Linked DNA regions of Homo sapiens: region 1 is linked to region 2. Evidence: read pairs that join two places in POLR2A ChIA-PET (ENCODE). Cell type or tissue: OCI-LY7. All regions are shown on one strand. Each heading gives the region's core, and the rest is flanking DNA. Links, peaks and the distances in the headings are about the cores only. Region 1 overlaps EFNA4-EFNA3 (EFNA4-EFNA3 readthrough). Region 2 has its middle 28 kb from the start of KCNN3.

Region 1 (4,154 bases), core at 296-2,795, 180 kb after region 2:
ACCTTGCCTGCCAACCCTCAGGTTGAACTCAAATTCGTGGTCTCACACTGAGGGAAGGGAAGGAAAGGAGGGCTTCTGGAGAGCTGAGTGGTGGTGAGGGGACCAAGAGAAAAGAAGGCAGGGTCAGAAGCCTGAGTAGCATGCACGGTTTTCTACTGTGGGCTTCTGAAGGATTCTAGAAATGGGAGTCCCACTGTCAGAAGGCATTTATTCTTTTGTTCCTTGATTCAACAATTATTAAGCACCTCACTACTCCTACTAAGTAAATACTAGGCTGCATACTAGATGCTGGGGACACACACTTGCATAAGACAAGATCGCTTCCCTTAAGGGATCTTCAGATTACCCAAGGAGACAGACTGGCCAATGAGTAATTATAATGCAAAGTGAAAATGCTAATATAGAGCTATATACGAAGTGTTATGGGAACACAGGGAAAACGGGTCATCAGAGAAGGCTTTGATTTTGAAGGACAAAGTATATGGCAGAGAGGGGATGTGTAGAACTAATAATGTCTGTGGGTTTGACACAGTGTGGGTCTATGTTTGGATGTGTTTTCAGGACTGCTGGTGTCTGCCCTCCCAGAGCGGCATGTTTTGCATCCGTATGTATGTGTGTGAGTTAGTGTATGTGTGTTGTGTCTGGAATCCCTTCTCCTGAAACACATTGTGGTTTTATTACAGATCAATGTTTGCTGTGAAGCTCTTCAGCAGATTGGCCTGAACCTGCCCAGCCCAGGGGAGGGGAAGTGGAGACTGATGTTGGCTCCTTGGGAAAGGGTGGGCAGGCACCATCTTCACACCTGGGGGCCCAGACCCCTGGCTCCCAAAGTGGCAGCAGGCTGACCAAAGAAGGTGAAGGGTTGGGCCCCTGGCTTTGTAGGGTGTGCCCAGGCTCTAGTCCCCTCTGTCCCTAACTCCTCAGAGGAGACATGGGGGTTACCGCTACCACTCCCCACCAAGATCTCAGGCCCCCTCCCCCAACCTGTTCTTCTTCTGTCTGTGGAGGAGCAGGCCAGCTCAGACCTGTTTGCTGGCTCTCCCACAGGGAGCGGATCCTTTCCAGGGGACACAGAGGGCTGGGGAATGCTGGGACCTACTGGGAGGCCGCCAGATACTCCACCCTGGCCCTCTGAGGCTCTCTCCATCCTGGATTCTCCCCACCCACTCTGGGGTGCCACTCTTCTGGTTTTTGCCCAGACACAATCATTTTTGTCAAGGAAGCCTTCAACCACTAGGCAGAGGGTGGGGGCCAGAACTCTGGCAGGGAAGACTTGTTGGGGGTGGTGGTTATGATGCTACTCAGAGACCTCTGCTCCAATCTCTCTGCCTCCTTGCAGCCACTTCCTTCCTTCCTTTCTTTTTTAAGAGACAGGGTTTCACTCTGTTGCTCAGGCTGAAGGGCAATGGTGTGATCATTGCTCATGGCAGCCTCAAACTTTTGGACTCAAGTCATCCTCCTGCCTCAGCCTCCCAAAGTGCTAGGATTGATTACAAGTGTGAGCCACTGCATGGGCATTGCAGCCACTTTCTTTTATTTATTTATTTATTTATTTTTGAGACAGAGTCTCGCTCTGTTGCTCAGGCTGGAGTGCAGTGGCACGATCTCGGCTCACTGCAAGCTTCGCCTCCCGGGTTCACGCCATTCTCCTGCCTCAGCCTCCCGAGTAGCTGGGACTACAGGCACCCGCCACCATGCCTGGCTAATTTTTTGTATTTTTAGTAGAGACGAGGTTTCACCATGTTAGCCAGGATGGTCTCGATCTCCTGACCTCGTGATCCTCCCGCCTCAGCCTCCCAAAGTGCTGGGATTACAGGTGTGAGCCACCCGGCCATTGCAGTCACTTTCTAGAGAGCTAAACTTTGGTGAAAGTCTGGATTTAGGAAGACTTTTAAGGCTTAAGGAGAGTCTCTGGGGTCTGAGGAGAAGGTCAAGGTCCCTTCTTCCACACTGTCAAGAATAGAGACTTCCTTTTTTGACTGTAACCTCCTCTTCTCATTCCATCTAATCTTTTCCTACCCCTTGCATACTTTCTAAGCCCTAGGTCACATCTCTCCCTATGTTAGCTGTTAGGAAAGCTTGGAAATGAGGGAGAACAAATGGAAAAGAGTCTGGGCTGGTCTAGGTGGGCAGACCTCAGTAGATAACCTCTTAATTATAAGAAACCCTCCATTAATCCAGTGCCTCTGGGATCCTAAACACTGTGTTAAGTGCTTCCCAGGTATTATGGATCTTAATCCTCTTAACTACCAGCTCCCTGAGGTGGGGCATTATTATCCCCATTTTACAGATGAGGAAGCAGTCTCAGAGAAGTTGAGTGACTAGCATAGTTAGCGAGTGGCAGAACTGGAATTCGAATCCAAGCCCAGGCTGTTCACTGCTAAGCCAATACTGCTGCCTCTCAGCTTTTCTTGAAATACATTCAGAGGACTCACACACACCTCTAGTGTAACACCCCAGAGCTCCAGGCTTCTTGGCTTGCTGGACTCATTAGAGGGATCAGGACATGACCAGAATCAGAGGTGATTACACCCCAATGCCACCCACCAAGCCCTGCATCCTAATTTCCTGTGAACTGGACCACATACCAGTGCTTATGTTCCCTGCTGTCAGGCTTGTATGTAGTTCCATGTCAACTCACAGACGTTAGAGCATCCTCAGAGCCATGCCGACACACACACACTTGCTGGGACCCAGGTTTCCTGGTTAGGACGGCACCAACAGCCTGCCTGGGCTGGGGCCACACACACGGGCCCTGTGCAAGGTGCAGAACCTGTGAATATTTCATGCCTGGAGCTGGCAGCTGCCTCTCTTGCTCACACGTGTGCCTGATCTTCCCTCTCACAGGCTCCTTGTTTATTTGTTTAATGAATTATTTATCCATGGCCCCGCTTCCCTCCTGACCTCCCCCTTCCCCAGGCCCTAGCCTCCATGATTTATTGAACACAGCTCAGCTCTGTGGTTGCCACCTACTGTCCCAGACGCTGCCTTCGGCCACACAGCCTGAGAGCTCCCTCTGTCCCACACCTGCTCAGCTCCCTGCTTCCTTGGCCCCTGAGGGATGGAGGAGAGTGAGGCACCATGTCAGAGTCCTCCCAGGAGCTGAGCTCAGTGTCCCGGGAGAGATCTTGGCAGCCAGCAGTGTGCTAGCAAGCCCAAGAGTCAGAGCCTGCAGGTAAGGAGGAGGAGGCCTGAAGCCCTGAAAACAGGACCAGCCCCATGGAGGGAGCTCCAACCTCCACAGAGGCCCTCATCCAACAGAGAGGTCGTTCAGGGCCCAGGCCTTAGACACCAGTTTTTCACACTATAGGTTGTGATCTATAGTGGGGATGGTAAAGTCAAGAAGTCAATTTTATGGGCTTCAACCAGCTTTTTATTTTATTGTTTTTAATTTTAAAACTAGAACAGAGGAAAATATCATCGTGCATCCTCTGTAGTAAGGGTAAGTATTGTTTCATGAAACTTATTATTTCAGTTAAATGTGTGTGTGTATGAGTGTGTGTGTATGAGTGTGTGTGTGTGTGTGTGTGTGTGACTGAACTGCAGTGCAAAATATAATCCTACTGTGGTGGATCACAGTCAGAAACAATTTGAGTTACATTTATACCCAAACGTCTAGACCCCATCAATAAGGCCTGGGTCCTTCCATGACTCACATGCCACAGAGAGAAGCCCAGGCCTTTAGATTAGGCCCTGGGCATGTGGACAGTGGCTCAGATCTTATACACAGGGACTCAGTCCCTAGAGAAGCCCAGACCTTATGAATAGAGGCCTATAGACAGACATAGGCATTATAGCTAGAAGCACATATCCTGTAGACAGAATTGCCATATATGGTCATATAGTTTGTGCATGGCACAAAGGAGCCACCCAAGGGGAAGGGGACATCGGCCCAAGCTCCCTCACTAAGACAGGGAGCCACTAGAGCCACCTCTCACTGAAGGAGGCAGCACCTTTGTTTTTGCACAAAGGCACCACTTGCCAAGAGATGCACCCTAGGGACTGAGCCTGCAAAGAAGGGTCCTTTTTCTAATTCACACAAAGGCCCAAATCAGCTAGCAGCCCTATGGATAGAGGCCCAGGTAGACAAAGCACTAGATCCCACGGACACAGGCCTAGCTAGGCCCTATAAAGAGTATCTCAACTTCAAAACC
Region 2 (9,237 bases), core at 1,868-4,367:
ACTCAATATCATTAAGTTGCCAGTTCTCCCCAAATTTATAGATTCAGTGCAATCTCAATCAAAATCACATCAGGCTTTTTCTGTAGAGTTATAAGCTGATTCTAAAGTTTATTTAGGCTGGGTGCAGTGGCTCATGCCTGTAATCCCAGCACTCTGGGAGTCCAAGGTAGGCAGGCAGGTCACTTAAGGCCAGGGGTTCAAGATCAGCCTGGCCAACATGGTGAAACCCCATCTGTACTGAAAATACAAAAATTAGCTGGGCATGGTAGCATACTTGTAGTCCCAGCTAGTCGGGAGGCTGAGGCAGGAGAATTGCTTGAACCTGGGAGGCAGAAGTTGCACTGAGCTGACATCACGCCACTGCACTCCAGCTTGGGCAACAGAGCAAGATTTCGTCTCAATAAATAAATAAATAAATAAAGCTTATGTGGAAATGCAAATGACCTAAAAAAAAGTCAAAATAATTTTGAAAAAGAAAGTTAGAGGGTTTACACTACCTAATTTCAAGACATGATCAAGCTACAATAATAAGAGTGTGGTATTGGCATCAAAAAGAGAAAAATATTAGTGGAACAGAATAGAGTCCAGAAATAGACCTACACGTATTGGCAACTGATTTTCAACAAAGGTGCAAAGGCAATTCAGTGGAGAAAGGACAACCTTTTCAACAAATGATGCCAAAACAATTGAATATACATATGCAAAAATGTAACTTTAATCCATACCTAATATCATATACAGAAATTAATTCAAAATGGATCAATGACTTAAATGTAAAACTTAAATCTGTAAAACTTCTAGAAAAGAACATAAGAGAAAAATCTTTGTGACTTTATGTTAGGCAAAGATATCTTAGATATGATACTAAAAGCACAATCCATAAAAGAAAACATAATACATTGGACTTCACCAAAATTAAGAAGAATTGGAGTGGCAAACATAAGTGCCCATGAGTTTAGTATACCAAATACCACAAGAGTACAGAGGGCAATTGCTGGTTGCACCACCAGCAACAATTGCCCTCTTCTCCATAAAATATTTTCTTTTAGGAACTACCCACATGTATTTTATAGCAGCCACACGTTTGAGTGAGATTAATTCCATCCCAGATCCAAGGTGGCCCCTGCCTGGCATAATTTCATCTTTTCTACCACACACTGACTAATTCAGGAAGAGGAGATAATGCTGACCTAAGTCAGTTGGTGTATGGATTTTCTTGGCCAGTTCAGGTCTAAACCCAGTAAGTCTTAGGGCTTTTGGTCTATGGCTGGGAAAGAAGACATTCTTTCCTTCTGCCTATAAATAAGCAAGCAATTTAGTCTCCATTGCTGTTGACAGTCATATCACCTCCATAGGAGAGGCTAGCAGAGGACAAAGCCAACACATCAGAGGAGGGTGGGGTCTAGAGAACTAACAAGAAACAGAGCCAGCATCCTGATCAAACCATGCCTGAAGCTAACATTACTTCTGAAAGGTACAGCTGTGTAAGATAATAAATTATCTTTAATTGTTTAAAACCATTTAAATTGATTTTCCCCTGTTCCTTGCAACCAAATCTTCCTTAATGATATAGGAGCACAAAAAAGGGCCGATTAATTTTGTCTGGTGATGTTGGAGAAGTCTTCCCACAGGGGAAATCACTTGAGCTTTGACTTATAGGACGAGTAAGAGTTCATCAGGAAATAAGAGAAGTAAAAATGATCAGCACTGCTTCTGTCAGGCAGCTGCGTGGCCCTCCACGACCCTCAGGTGACCTTGAGGGCGGCCTGACTTCCCTCCAGCACTATTGCTGAGATCCCATCACTCTGGTCCTCCCTCCCCCATGGATCTGCAGGTTCTCATCTCCATTCGCCAGACAGCAGCTTATTGCTAGTGAGGAGAGATATTAAAGCTACTCCGTCTGGCCAGGAAATGGAAAGAACCCAGGAGAATTAGCTGGAGAAAACCTATTAAGCAACAAAGAACATACCCAGCTGCCGAGACATCTTTGGAATTTTAAATCATACAAGTTGCCTTCAGAGTGGCTTTCCCAGCCTAGTGCTCTCCTCTTCAACAGGGCCTTGGAGACCAGTGGGGTTCGGAATTTTACCAGCCTGGGCAACACCTCATCCGTCTCCCTGTGTGCCTTCCTGTAACTTGGCCACAAGACTTTAACAACAAAATCCACCACCATGAAACTCCTAAATAACTACCATGAGCCCTCTTTCCTTTTGTAAAGCAATCCTTTCCCTCTTGAGCCAAGATAAAATCCAGCCCTTGCTGTAGACTGTTAGCTTCACACCAGTGGGAGTCCCTTCTCCCGTGCAAGACTTTTCCTACGCATTATCTCATGGGAGCTCACAGCAGCCCCAAGAACCAGGCAGGGGTGACCGGCCCCAGGGAGCAGATGAGGACCCAGAGGCTCCAGGAGATTCAGTGGCTTGCTCAAAGGTCACAGGGCTAACACCTAGAGGGGTCAAGATTTGAACACAGGCCTTTGGGGCCCATTTCTAGACCCCCATGCTAGCTCTGTTCTTATACAACAATTCTAAGAAAAAAATCTTTGTTGTGCCCACCCAGGCTGCCATGTGAACAGGAGCAAACCTCACCAGAAGCACAAAGTATTCTGTCCTTCTGGAAGCCTAAGAACCCACCGGGGGATCATGAGAGAACTCAGCTACCAAAGGGAGGCTTTGGGCAAGGCATTCAGCAAGTGAGTCTCCAATCCCTGCACACAAAATGGCAATTAGCAGCCTTGCTGGCAGTTGAAAGAATCAAACAAGTTCACCGTGTTCCTATGACAGGCTGGCATTCACTCTTTGTCCAGCTGGAGAGCTGTGTGGGGGAAAACTGCCCCCAGCACTGCTAGGGCAGTGCTGGCGCTGGCGTGGGAGCTGAGGGGTCCAGCCAACCCCACACTTTGCTGGGACAATGGAAAAGCCACTCACAGAGGAAGGGGTGAGGGGAAGGGCAACTTCCTACCTGCTCCATAGGAACCGGAGCAGAACCTCCCTGGGGCCGAAACCTGCACACCAGGCTCACAGTTTCCATCCTTCTCGCATGGCAACAGCGGCCACGCTTCCTTTCCCACACTGGTATCCCCGCCTGAAACCACCTCCCCTACCGCCCAGCCTCACCCAGAACAATAGAACCAGGAGGCCTCCTAAAATTAGTCAGTCTGCCTCCAACCCTGCCTGGGCAGGCGGGCTAGGTCTTCTGCCAGCACCCAGGGTTGCGGTGGGACCTCCTGAGCTGAGCTGCCCACAGTTGTGATGGGACCTTGTGAGCTGAGCTGCCCAGGGTTGTGATGGGACCTCCTGAGCTGGGTTGCCCCAGATTGTGGTGGGACCTCGTGAGCTGAGCTGAGCTGCCCAGGGTTGTGATGGGACCTCCTGAGCTGGGTTGCCCTAGATTGTGATGGGACCTTGTGAGCTAAGCTGCCCAGGGTTGTGATGGGACCTCCTGAGCTGGGCTGCCCAGGATTGTGGTGGGACCCCCTGAGCTTGGCTGCCCGGGATTGTAGTGGGACCCCCTGAGCTGGGCTGCCTGGGGTTGTGGTGGGACCCCCTGAGCAGCACACAGGGAACTCTGTGTGGCCTCTCTCTTTGCCAGCCTCCTCCTTTCCTCCCTCTGGCTCAGATTCCACCTAGTAAACCCCAATGAAGAAATGAATGAGCACAGGTATGGGGGCGGGAAAGCTGGGCCAGGAAGCACAGAAGGCTTCCCTCTGAGGAAAAAGCTGGGGATATTTATAAGTCAATCTAAAATGAGCACCCAAAGCTGGACGCAGTGGCTCCTGCCTGTAATCCCAGTTCCTCAAGAGGCTGAGGCAGGAGGATCACTTGAGCCCAGGAGCTCGAGGCCAGCCTGGGCAACATAGCAAGACTGTCTCAAAGAATAAAATAAAATGAGTACCCAGTAATCCTACCACACTTCCTTGGAATGAATATTTCCCCAGTCTCCAACATGATGAGTTCATTCCTTCTCCTCAGTCCCCAGATGGCCTGCATCCTCCTCCCCACAACTCCCACACCACTATGCCAGTAACCTTGCATTGGCATTCCTTGGGGAAAACCTGATGCTACCTGGCAGGAACCACCTCATCCCTGCATACCACAAAACTTACAGCCCACCTGTGTCAAGACCCCTCTCTCTTACATATGTATTTAGAATAGTTAAGTTTTAAAAAAAAAAAAAGCCCACTCTCTCTGCTCCTCCCCTGTGAGGACAGACAGTGTCCCTGCAGCCCTGCACCCATTCCTGTGTTGGACCCCTTCTCTCTCCCGTCTCAAGGACAGACTTCTGCCCATTTTCTCTCTCCTGCACGTTAATTTCTGCCTTTCTACCAAATCCACCCTGCGGTGTGTACAATATAGTGTCCTAGTATCTCTTATTTTAAAATCCTCCGTCTTGTGAACTTAACCTGGAATCGTTTTTTTAAATCCTCCCTCAATCTCATCTCCCCTCCCTCTGCTCCTCCATTCCTTTCCTCCTCATCCACAGCAAAACCTTCTTCTTCTTCTTTTTTTTTTTTTTTTTTTTGAGATAGAGTCGCACTCTGTCACCCAGGCTGGATTGCAATGGCACGACCTCCGCTCCCTGCAACCTCCACCTCCCGGGTTCAAGCGATTCTTCCCCCTCAGCCTCCCGAATACCTGGGATTATAGGCACATGCCACCATGTCTGGCTAATTTTTGTATTTTTGTAAAGATGGGGTTTCACCATGTTGACCAGGCTGGTCTTGAACTCCTGACCTCAGGTAATCCACCTGCCTTGGCCTCCCAAAGTGCTGGGATTACAAGCGTGAGCCACCGCGCCCAGCCCACAGCAAAACTTCTGTAGAAGGCCAGACTAGGTGGCTCACGCCTGCAATCCCAGCACTTTGGGAGGCCAAGGTGGGAAAATCACTTGAGCCCAGGAGTTCGAGACCAGCCTGGCCAACATAATGAGACTCCGTCTCTACAGAATATTTCGAAATTAGCCAGGCGTGGTGGCACACCACTGTAATCCCAGCTACTCGGGAGGCTGAGGTGGGAAGATTGCTTGAACCCAGGAGGTCAAGGCTGCAGGGAGCTGTGATTGTACCACCACACTCCAGCCCGCGTGACAGAGCAAGACCCTGTCTCTAATAAATAAATAAATAAATAAATAAATAAATAAATAAATAAATAAAATATCCAACTGCCTACATGACATCTCCATGGAAATGTTTAATAAGTATCTCAAATTTACTCCTGGACAGAACAGGATTAGCCTTCCCTTAGTCGTCCCCTTCTCAGTAAATAACATCACTGTCTACCTAGTTACTCCATCCAAATTCTGTTCACTTCTGTCTGCACTGCCTTCCCCATGCCCAGGCCACCACAGTCTCTCCTACAGGGTCTCCCTGCTGATCCTCTTGCCCATTTACCATCTATGTTCCACACCCAGTGAGAGTGATCTTCTGAAAACATAACTCAGATCAGGCCAGATTCAAAATTCGAATTGTTGTGGCCAGGCGTGGTGGCTCATGCCTGTAATCCCAGCACTTTGGGAGGCTGAGGCAAGAGGATCACTTGAGGCCAGGAGTTCAAGACCAGCCTGGGCAACATAGGGAGGCCCCCTCCATCTCTACTAAAAATACAAAAAAATTAGCCAGGCATGGTGGTCTGTGCCTGTAATCCCAGCTACATTGGAGGCTGAGGCAGGAGAATCACTTGATCCAGGAGGCGGAGGTTGCAGTAAGCCGAGATCATGTCACTGCACTCCAGCCTGGGCGATAGAGTGAGACTCCATCTCAAAAAAAAAAAAAAAAAAAAATAGAATTGCCCAGTGGCTTCTCATCACACTTAAAATTCAATCTCCTTGCCCTGGTTCAAAAAACTGTGCCAATCCAGACCCTGGCTAAGCCTCTACTCTCATCACATCCCATTCCACCACCATGTCCTCCCCACCCTAGCCAATCTGGCTTCTTTCAACTCCTCACCATGCCAAGTTCCTTCCTATTTTCTGGCCTTTGCACATTCTGTTCCTTCTGCCTAGCATGCTATTCCCTGCATCTTTGCTCTTATCATTCAGAGCTCAGTTTAAGTGTTTCCTCCTCAGAAACTTTCTTCTTGTCCACCCAACCTCCCAGTAACCATCACCACCTACCTATATTAATTCTCATTATTGCATGTATAACAGTCTGATAATTTTTGCTTCTCCAGTGTTTGTGATTTGTCTCCCACCATGACAATTAAACTCCACAACAGCAGAGACCTTATCATTCCCGTTCAATGCTGCGCCTCCAGTGCTTAGCACGATGCCTGGCACATCGGTCATAGTCAATAACTATCTGTTGATTGCGTGAAGAAAAGTGTCCTGGACAGGCCTATTGCAATTTTTCAAAAGGGTTTTTAGAGTTGGCAAAGTCATAATTAGAACCATGTATTGGGCAGATTACAAAAGGAGAGCACTGGGGCTGGGTGCAGTGGCTCACGCCTGTAATCCCAGCACTTTGGGAGGCCGAGGCGGGTGGATCACTTGAGGCCAGGAGTTCAAGACCAGCCTGGCCAACATGGTGAAACCCTGTCTCTACTAAAAATACAAAAATTAGCGAGGCATGGTGGTGGGTGCCTGTAGTCCCAGCTACTCAGGAGGCTGAGGCAGGAGAATAGCTTGAACCCAGGAGGTGGAGGCTGCAGTGAGCCAAGATGGCACCACTGCACTCTCCAGCCTGGGCAACAGAGCAAAACTCCGTCTAAAAACAAAAAACAAAAATCAAAGACAAAAACAAAAGGAAAGAACTGGGCATAGAGGGACCTTTTAGGAGGCTGGGATGATATGTCAAGGGAGGTAAGAAGACATACTGCTGCCAGGTGCAGTGGCTCACGCCTGTAATCCCAGAACTTTGAGAGGCCAAGGCGAGCGGGTCACAAAGTCAGGAGTTCAAGACCAGCCTGAGTGAAACCCTGTCTCTACTAAAAATACAAAAATTAGCCAGGCATGGTGGCACGTGCCTGTAATCCCAGCTACTCAGGAGGCTGAGGTAAGAGAATTGCTTGAACCCAGGAGGCAGAGGTTGCCATGAGCCCAGATCGCGCCACTGCACTCTAGCCTGGGCGACAGAGTGAGACACCGTCTAAAAGAAAAAAAAAAAGACATACTGCCAAGATTGGTAAAAATGACAAAAATCAATAATATCCAGCCCTGCAAAAGGCAGGGAAACCAGCATTCTCGTGAACTGTTTTTTTTGTTTGTTTTTTTTTTGGAGATGGAGTCTCGCTCTGATGCCCAGGCTGGAGTGCGGTGGCGCGATCTCAGCTCGCTGCAACCTCCGCCTCCCGGGTTCAAGCGATTCTCCTGCCTCAGCCTCCCGAGTAGCTGGGACTACAGGCGCACACCGCCACGCCCGGCTAATTTTTTGTATTTTAGTAGAGACGGGGTTTCACCGTTGTTGCCCAGGCTGGTCTCGAACTCCTGAGCTCAGGCAATCCAACCGCCTCAGCCTCCCAAAGTGCTAGGATTACAGGCATGAGCCACCGTGCCCAGCAGGAACTGTTAATGATAATATAAACTGTATAAAGTTTTCAGAGGAAAATGTAGTAGTATTTATTTAAAATATTTAATGTTTATATTTTCTGACCCAGCATTTCCATTTCTGGGAGTTTATTCTACAGAAAAACTCCCACAAATGCAGAAAGGATATGTATACAGAAACACTGTTGCAGCATAGTTTATAATGGTGGAAACTTGGAAACAACCCAAATATCCACAAACATGGGGCTGGTTACATAAACCACCATATAGCCACACTATAGACTGCATATCACTATTTGAAAGAATGATGCGAGCCTCTATGTATTTTCATGAGAAGATGTCTAATATATTTTGATGGGGGGGGGAACACAAGGATGAACAGTATACACAGTTCTATTTTTGTTTTAAAACAGAGATAATATGTTAGAATATGTATAAAAGTTTCAGAAGAGAAGGCACTAAATTGTTGATGATAGCTATTTCTGGGGGAGTCAGTATGGGGATGGCTCTGCTTTCTACATTTTGTATTTCTGCAATCTTTTGGGTTTGTGTATCTGTGCATTACTTCTGTGATCAGAAAACACAAAGAGCAAACAAGAGGTAATGAACCACGTGAGGCCAAACTAGGATGGTGGAGGGAAGGGGCAGATGCGAGAGTTATTGATGATGACACAGACAAAATGTATACCATGAAATTAATACACAAAATGTGTGTCATGAAATTTAGGCTGGGTGACTGGGAAGGTGATGGCCCTATAACCAGCATGTTAGCACAGAATAGCCACTTTTCAGTTAAATGCCCAGATTATAATTTGGCATCTCTCACAAGTGACAGCCACCATTCTGGTTTTACCCTTTTCTGGCCACTCAGCCCAGTGTGACAAAAGCCCTTTCCTTCATTCCCCACAGGACAGCAGAGAATGGGCTGCCAATACCACCCTTAAACTTAAGCAAAAGGACCCTTCCCTGAACCCACACACATGCACACACACACACATACATACACACAAACATTGTTAATGAACGCAGGTGACTTGGAAATTCCACTCCTAGGTATATCCCCAGAAGAACTGAAAATATGGCCAGGCGCGGTGGCTCATGCCTGTAATCCCAGCACTTTGGGAGGCCGAGGCAGCCAGATCACTTGAGGTCAGAAGTTCAAGACCAGCCTGGCCAGCATGGTGAAACCCTGTCTCTAGTTAAACACAAAATTAAAAAACAAAAAATTAGCCAGGCATAGTTGTGCATGCCTATAATCCCAGCTACTCAGGAGGCTGAGAGAGGAGAATCACTTGAATCCAGGTAGTGGAGGTTGCAGAGAGCCAAGATCACACCACTGCTCCCCAGCCTGGGCAGCACAGTGAGACTCTGTCTCAAAAAAAAAAAAATTGAAAATTCATGCCCACACAAAAACGTGTACATGAATGTTCATGGCAGCATTATTCATAATAGCCAGAACCCTAATGGCCATCAACTGATGAATGGATAAACAAAATGTGGTGTATCCATACACTGGAATCTCATTCAGCCATGAAGTACTGACATCTGCTACAATATGGGGGAGCCTTGAAAATATTGTGCTAAGTGAAAGACATAAGTCACAAAGGACACATATTCTACAATTCCATTTATATTAAACATCCAGAATAGGCAAATCTATAGAGGCAGAATGTAGATTAGTGGCTGCCAGGGGGTTGGGGAGGGGAGAATGGGAAGTGACTGCTAATGAGTACGGGGTTTCTCTTGTACTGATGAAAA

Evidence for each region. ChIA-PET counts read pairs that join two places held together with the same protein. Peaks named below come from ENCODE experiments on the same cell type or tissue, not always from the same donor. Only the 100,000 strongest peaks of a DNase experiment are listed, where the experiment ranks them.
Region 1: POLR2A ChIA-PET joins it to region 2 with 5 read pairs; 4 of 35 experiments call an interaction of 5 or more read pairs at or near these places.

The regions. Positions count from the first base shown.
Region 1 is chr1:155,072,733-155,076,886 of GRCh38, forward strand. All of the region lies in intron 1 of EFNA4-EFNA3 (EFNA4-EFNA3 readthrough), which reads left to right. Among named protein-coding and RNA genes, the nearest start is that of EFNA3, 4.0 kb to the right of the region's middle. In OCI-LY7, for the core only: no CTCF peak of the experiment used is centred there; a DNase peak (open chromatin) is centred at 1,319; H3K4me3 peaks cover 473 bases.
Region 2 is chr1:154,894,106-154,903,342 of GRCh38, forward strand. No RefSeq gene overlaps it. Among named protein-coding and RNA genes, the nearest start is that of KCNN3, 28 kb to the left of the region's middle. In OCI-LY7, for the core only: no CTCF peak of the experiment used is centred there; no DNase peak of the experiment used is centred there.